3 separate regions of the Homo sapiens genome follow, and all the other regions are linked to region 3. A link is a loop called in an ENCODE intact Hi-C map of the cell type or tissue named here. Cell type or tissue: GM12878. All regions are shown on one strand. Region 1 overlaps CEP112 (centrosomal protein 112). Region 2 overlaps CEP112 (centrosomal protein 112). Region 3 has its middle 7.4 kb from the start of AXIN2.

What was found. A loop is a pair of places that touch in the nucleus more often than their neighbours do. Peaks named below come from ENCODE experiments on the same cell type or tissue, not always from the same donor. Only the 100,000 strongest peaks of a DNase experiment are listed, where the experiment ranks them.
Region 1: it touches region 3 in a loop (4-fold over the local background); 6 of 110 quality-filtered maps call a loop at or near these places.
Region 2: a loop joins it to region 3, with 2.2 times the contacts of the local background. A loop is called at or near these places in 33 of 110 quality-filtered maps.

Annotation. Positions count from the first base shown.
Region 1 is chr17:65,913,440-65,915,939 of GRCh38, forward strand. The region is part of intron 19 of CEP112 (centrosomal protein 112); the gene reads right to left. LOC105371867 (a long non-coding RNA gene) reads left to right here. Exons shown (of 4, transcript XR_001752977.3): 4 at 282-361. Among named protein-coding and RNA genes, the nearest start is that of CEP112, 280 kb to the right of the region's middle. In GM12878, no CTCF peak of the experiment used is centred here; a DNase peak (open chromatin) is centred at 1,552; H3K27ac peaks cover 788 bases.
Region 2 is chr17:65,793,186-65,795,685 of GRCh38, forward strand. The region is part of intron 21 of CEP112 (centrosomal protein 112); the gene reads right to left. Among named protein-coding and RNA genes, the nearest start is that of AXIN2, 230 kb to the left of the region's middle. In GM12878, a CTCF peak has its summit at 1,520; no DNase peak of the experiment used is centred here.
Region 3 is chr17:65,567,794-65,570,293 of GRCh38, forward strand. No RefSeq gene overlaps it. Among named protein-coding and RNA genes, the nearest start is that of AXIN2, 7.4 kb to the left of the region's middle. RefSeq lists enhancers at 1,070-1,139, 1,260-1,309. In GM12878, no CTCF peak of the experiment used is centred here; a DNase peak (open chromatin) is centred at 1,425; H3K27ac peaks cover 232 bases.

The DNA of each region.
Region 1 (2,500 bases), 350 kb after region 3:
TCTGGTCTTACTTTCTGAACACTTTAATAGAAATAGGCACAAAAAAATTGTAAAAAGCAGGCAGTGTGTCAAGAACAGAAATAGAATGTGTCATTTGGGGATGGCCATGTGGCTCCCAGATTAGATGTTTGCTACATCCATGAAATCTGTCAATCAACAGTTCAGTTTACGCATGGAAGTTCTCCTTATTTAAAAGTTTAATGTTGCTGTGATAACCGCTGTTAGAGATGGTACCAGGGCCTGCCAGCATACACTGCTTCTTTATTCCTTTTCCTCTCCAGCCAACCATCAACAGCCAGGACTACTGCCTGCTGAAGCTCCCGAAGCTCATGATACAGGGAGAGCAGAAGGCTGGAAACACAGCTGTGATTAGCAAGCTGATAGATGAAGCAAGGCTGGAAGCAGGCGCTATCTCCTGTGGTTATCTTCCCATTTAACACTTCAAAACACTTCTCCAGCACCTGTAGGTGATGAGTGACAATTATCCTGAGTTTTTAAAACTTTTTGAAAAATGAGCTATTACTTTCTGTGGTTTTATCTGCCAGATCTCAGTTGAAACTCAGGAAGAAGCCAGATAGTCAAATGCTTCAAAAGGGTTTTTTTTTCATGGTTCAATAATGGACAACTCAAGCCACACAAATTGAGAAAATTAACTAAATTTAATTAAGATTAATTAACTAATTAACTAAATTAATGAACTCCATATAGATGGAGTTCAAAATTTTTAGAAAAAAACATGTCTTAACTGCATATTTTAATTCATTTTACTTTATGTGTTTCTCTACAACACATTCAGTTCTCAATGAGATGTCTGTGTCTTAATCTAGTATGTTACTGCTTTTGAATGAACATGAAATATAAAAATCATGTAAGTTTGCCAGCTACAGTTCGTAATTTAGAAGGACAAATAGGTCAACCTGGTTATAAACTCTTCCAATATATAGCACTGTGTCTTTACTTTCTTTTTATTTTCCTTATCTTGCCTACCACAATGCTTCGTAAATTATTCATCATTTTGAATGAAACAAGGTGGCATTCGAAAAACAGAATTACAAGTAGGTGGAAGACAGCTGCTTCATCTTCCCCATCACCAAATTGGCTGGTCCACCTGCAAAGACCCTGCCTTACCTATGGCTTGAACGCATGGCTGGCCTTGCAGCTACCTAAGGCGAGTCCCTTCATCTGTACACTGGATTCCATCCTTTCTTGCCAAATTAAGCATGCTGCTCTTGAAATTATCCCATCACTCTCTGCATCATCAATATTTTCTTCTCTAGTGGATCAGTCTCATCAATAAGCAAACATGTTTTTAGCTTATCTCATTTTAAAAAAACTTTCCTTTGACCACACACGTCCCTCTAGATACCACTCATTTCTCTGCTCCCTTTTCTTTCAAAATTCCTCAAAACGGCTGCTCACAACGCATTGTCTGTCCACCCACATAATTCAGACATTGGTTCCCACATTCTACTGAAACCAGTCTTGTTGAGGTGGCTAAAGACCTCGCCATGCAGCAGTCAGTTCTCAGTCCCCATCTAACTTCCCTTCTTGGCAACACCTGAAACAAGTGGTTACTCACTTCCTCCTTCCTGAAACACTGCACACGGCTTATGGGAAATCCCACCTTCTTAGACCTTCCTTTTACCTCACTGGTTGTTCCTTCTCAGTCTCTTTTGCTGCTTCCTCCACCTCTTCCTCATATGTAAGTGTTGGCAGCCCCTAGACTCAGTCCTGGAAGTTCCTTTCTCTTCTCTCTACTCATGTATCAGTGTCTGTCACCACCATCCACCTGGTTGCTCAGTTGGGAAACTTTTAAGTCACATTTTAGCCCACTCTTTACCTTACATTCTATTTCACAACCATTGACAAGTCCTGCCTGCAAAATAGATCCCAAATCTGACTACTCCCTGTCTCCCCCACCACTCCCACCCTAGTCCCAGCCCGGTAACCTCTAACCAGCCCACTGCAATCATCTCCTAACTAGGTCCCCTGCATCCTCTCCTGCCTCCATCGTAATCAAAGCTCCACACAGCAACTGGAGAGATCTTTCAAAAATGCAAACTAGGCCGGGTGCAGTAGCTCACGCCTGTAATCCCAGCACTTTGGGAGGCTGAGGTGGGTGGATCATGAGGTCAGGAGTTCGAGACCAGCCTGGTCAACATAGTGAAACCCTGTCTCTGCTAAAAATACAATAAAAAATTAGCCAGGCGTGGTGGTGGGTGCCTGTAGTCTCAGTTACTTGGGAGGCTGAGGCAGGAAAATCGCTTGAACCCAGGAGGCGGAGGCTGCAGTGAGCTGAGATCACACCACTGCACTCCAGCCTGGGTGACAGAGTGAGACTCAAACTCAAAAAAAAAAAAAAAAAAAAAGAGAAAAGCAAACCAGATCTTGCTCAAATGCTCCAGTGGCTTCTCAACACACTCAGAATAAAATCCAATCTCCCACCATGGTCCATAGGATGTGACAAAATCTACCCTGTACTGTACTTTGGCTCCTACCA
Region 2 (2,500 bases), 230 kb after region 3:
ATAATATTCCATTGTTTGGGTAGTACAGTTTATTTACCCATTCATTTATTCAGAAAACCAAATACCGCATGTTCTCACTTATAAGTGGGAGCTGAATGATGAGAACACATGGACCCATGAGGGAGAACAACACACAATGGGGCCTGTTGGAAGGTGGGGAGTGGGAGAAGGGAGAGCATCAGGAAGAACAGCTAATGGATGCTGGGCTTAATACCCAGGTGATGGGATGATCTGTGCAGCAAACTACCATGGCACATGTTTACCTATGTAACAAACCTACACATCCTGCGCATGTACCCCTGAACTTAAAAGTTGGAAAAAATAAACAAAAAATAAAAACTAAAAATGTCTTCCTCTAATTCCTACAAGAACTCACACTTTATCTCACATATTCTCTCTCTCTCTGCCCTTGAGGCAACAGGTGGCAAACTTACCTAAATCTGCTTTGCTAATACTTTGAACATAGACACATTTTCCTTTATTTCTCAGCCTTACTTAGTCCATCATTTATGAAAACTGGATCTAAAATTGAGATAAATCTGTACCCTCTAGGTTTGTTAATATATTCTTCTGCTCCAATAATTGTTCTACAGAAAAATAGCATTTGTGTATTCCTGGAAAAGTTCTTCTGGAAAGGATAATCTTTGTTGTACAATAATCCTAACTTCATTACCTTTCTCTTATTCCTTCAGTTTGACCTATATCTTATTTCTCTGTGAGTGCCCCCATTCTACTCTCCATAGCTACGAAGCAGTGATTATGGAAAAGAACTATTCCTGATGAAACAAAAAGAATGATAGTTTTCTTGAATAATTCAGATATTCTCTTTCCACTGAAACTTCTGTCTATTCAACATTTATGGAATGCCTGCTATATTCTAGGTAGTCTTCCAGGCACTGGGGATACAGCAGTGAACAAAACGGGCAAAATTTCTGTTGTCATAGAAGTTACACTCCGATGGGGAGTAATAAAAAGCTGTATTGGCATGTATAGTCTTCTGTTGTAGGGTAAACTCACTTAAGGCCATATTCTTAATAATCATTTTCATCTTTGTACGCATCCCCATGACAAAATATTTCGCAAACCATAGAAAAAGGATAAATATTCATTAAAAGAATAGACAAATGATCTGTTTCATAGCTTCAATCTTTCTCCTTCCACTGGCTCATTTCCTTTGCCAAATCTGAAGACAGAATAAGCTACTTCTCAAGCTGCTTTCTCCTTCTTTCCTTTCCTTCCCTCTATAATGCATTTAAAGGTTAGTCTGTGCCTACAATTTCTACTCTCTAATTTCTCCACATCCCACCACTTTACTGAAATTGGTTTACTGAGGGTCACCAATTACCTACAGGAAACTCCCCCTGGCGAAACTCTCAACTTCTCTAATTTCAGAAAAATATTTCCCATTGCCTACTAGAAAGCTCCAAATGGGTATCCTGATGGCATTAAACATGTGAACTCCATCATTTTCTCCTTCGAATGTACCTTTCCTCTATGCTCCCTCTGTAGGTTGATGGACGGCATGACAACCTTGGACACCCTCCTCAAGTCTCCCTTTCCTTTCCACCCACACCCAGTCAGGAATCGCACCTGCGGCTTCTACCGTCTCCCCTTCCACCACCACTGCCTTAGTCCAAAACCTGTGTCACTTCCCAAGACAACTGCAATAGTCTTTCAACCAGTGTTCCCTTTCAACAATAACAGTGGTCACTTAGAATGTGAGATCCACAAGGGTGGGGACTGTGATCTGTTTTGTTCATTGATATATTCCAAGTACATGGAACAGTATCTGACACAAGGCAGGTATTCAACAAACGTGTTGAAAGAACGAATAAACTAAGTGCTAGGCATATAAAGCCCTTTAATATATACTCTCTCATTTGATCAACACAAAACCTATGAGGCTGGGATTGTCATCCTTATTTTATAGATGGCAACACTGTCACTTGGTAAGCTGTCCTAGTCACAGAGCTCATAATAGTGGGAGGTAGGATTTGAAGCCAGGTCAGCCAGTCTCACTCTGAAACACCAGCTCATGATCACACTACTAACTGTCTAAACCACTGAGATTCTTAAAAATTGGTTATTATGATTAAAGGGGTAGCTACTATTTAATGAATTCTTACTAGGTGCCAAGGCTTTGCATAATTACTTCACCAATTACAATTCTACAGGAGAGGTATTACCCCATTTTACAATTATGTAACCTGAGGCTCAGTGAGTTTAAGCAACTTGTCAAAGAACAGTAAGCTATAAAGCAGGAATTCAGACTCCAAAATTCTAGACTACCCCTGGTTTCTTACAAGTACTATACTAGAATTATTTCTCTAAAACTCACCATTTTGGCTGGGCACAGTGGCTCATGCCTGTAATTCCAGCAGTTCAGGAGGCTGAGGCAGGAGGATCACTTGAGGTCAGGAGTTCAAGACCAGCCTGGCCAACATGGCAAAACCTCTTCCCTACCAAAAGTACAAAAATTAGCTGGGCATGGTGGTGCGCA
Region 3 (2,500 bases):
CATTTTTAGAAAAGGAACTGGAAAATAGAAAGGAATCCCCCTAAAGTCGTCACGCCAACCTGCGACGCGTGTTCCTAAACCGCCCCCCGTAGACATTTTTCTCACCTTCTGATATCTTATTTTGCTCATTTTAAACAACTTCTGGAAAGCAAAGTTTAGCTGAGCTTGAAATAAGTTGCCTTATTCACCTCTGGGCACAGTGGCTCATGCCTGTAATCCCAGTACTTTGGGAGGCCGAGGCGGGTGGATCACGAGGTCAGATAGAGCCCATCCTGGCTAATATGGTGAAACCCCGTCTCTACTAAAAAAAATACAAAAAGTTAGCCGGGCGTGGTGGCACGCGCCTGTAATCCCAGCTACTTGGAAGGGTGAGCAGGAGAATAGTTTGAACTCGGGAGGTGGAGGTTGCAGTGAGCCGAGATGGCGTCACTGCACTCCAGCCTGGGGGACAGAGCAAGACTCTGTCTCAAAAAAAAAAAAAAAGAAACCTGGGCCACATCTAGACTCCGCCTTCTCCCTCAAACGCCTCCATTCATTCACCCAGCCCTGTTGATTCTGCCTCTAAAAAAATCTCCCACCACCACCTCCTGCTCTGCAAATCCACAACTGCTATCAGGGCCCTTGCCAGGGACAGCCAAATGTTCTAATGATGCTTCACACCTACAGTTTATAGCCCTAACCCCTGACCCCCCTCACGCAGTGCTGCAATGGTAAACGCTGTGCAGTGCAGAGCCACCCATGTCATTCTCCTGCTTCAGATCCTCCCCGGCTGCACATAACCTTCAGGATAAGGCCCAGAACCCTATGTGTGGTGCACAGGTAGCCGGCCCAAGCCCAGGCCCTTTTCCAGCTCTATTTCTTTTTCTATCTTTTTTTGTTTGTTTGTTTGAGATGGAGGAGCCTCGCTCTTGTTGCCCAGGCTGGAATGCAGTGGCCCAATCTTGGCTCACTGGAACTTCCGCCTCCCAGGTTGAAGTGATTCTCCTGCCTCAGCCTCCAGAGTAGCTGCGACTACAGGCGCATGCCACCACGTCTGGCTAATTTTCATATTTTTAGTAGAGACGGGGATTCACCATGTTGGCTAGGCTGGTCTTGATCTCCTGACCTCAGGTGATCCACCCACCTCGGCCTCCCAAAGTACAGGAATTACAGGCGTGAGCCACCATGCCTGGCCCTCCAGCTGTATTTCTTGCTGACACCCCCTTGTCCCTACCATATGCATGGTGGATTGCCTCTCCTTTTCCTCCCTGGCCGACTGCCCTCCCTCTGCCACTTCTTCAGTCCTCTCCCACCTCATCCCCCGAGACCGGGCTAGAGCCCATCCTCCTACTTCTGTGGCATCTGGGGCTCACCTCTAGCAAACACTGTGGTTGATCTACTTCTCTGTCCCACCCACTCAACCATGAACTCTCTGAGGACAGGGACCGTGTTTTGTGATACTTGCATCCCTTGAACTAGATTGTGGGAAGGAGGGACCTGGGCGATATTTAATAGCTGGTGAAACCTGTGTACCGGCCAATCAGAACTGATACCAGCCTAGGGTCTGGAACAGGGTCTTGGAAACCCCCTGCCAGAGTCAAGCCAGTAGTCGCTGTGTCACGAGGAGCTGTGGTTGGCATCCTCTAAGTTGGGCCCTAATGATCCCTGCTTCCTAGTTCCACACCCTGCATACTTCCCTCCCCTTGAGCATGGATAGCATTTGACTCTCTCCTAATAAATAGAGTATGGCTGATGTGACAGCACATCCACTCCACATTAGGCTATCGAAAGGCTGCGATTCCTTCCTTAGGTGCTTTCCCTAGAATCTTGAGGCATCCCTGTTGAGGGACCCGTGTGACGAGGGACAAGCCCTGCCACCAACCAAGTGATCTCAGAAGCCGAACGCCACCTAGGCAAGCCTTGACATGATGCAGGTCCAGCTGCTGGCTTGCTGGTAGCCTCATGGAAACCTCAAGGAGGAGGCACCCGGCTAAGCCATGTCCAGATTCTGGACCCACAGATGAAGATGTATCCTCTGGGGAGGGGAGTGGTGAAAACTGACCTGCTGATGAGACTTCGCCCTGTCAGTTAACATTGCTAATGGTAAGAACCCAGTTGCAAGACATACAGGTTGTGAATCTTTTCTATACTTTATTTTTTTTATGTTTTCTTTTTCTGAGACAGAGTCTCGCTCTGTTGCCCAGGCTGGAGTGCAATGACGTGATCTCAGCTCAGTGCAACCTCTGTACCCAGGTTAAGGTGAATCTCCTGCCTCAGCCTCCCGAGTAGCTGGGACTACAGGTGTGCACCACCATGCCTGGCTGATTTTTGTAGTTCTAGTGGACACGGGGGTTACACCGTGTTGGCCAGGTTGGTCTCAAACTCCTGACCTTGAGTGATCGGCCAGCCTCAGCCTCCCAAAGTGCTGGGATTACAGGCGTGAGGCACCATACCCGGCCCTTTTCTGTACTTTATGAAATGACAGCACGTTGATGGTCAATGACGACAAGCATAAGCTATT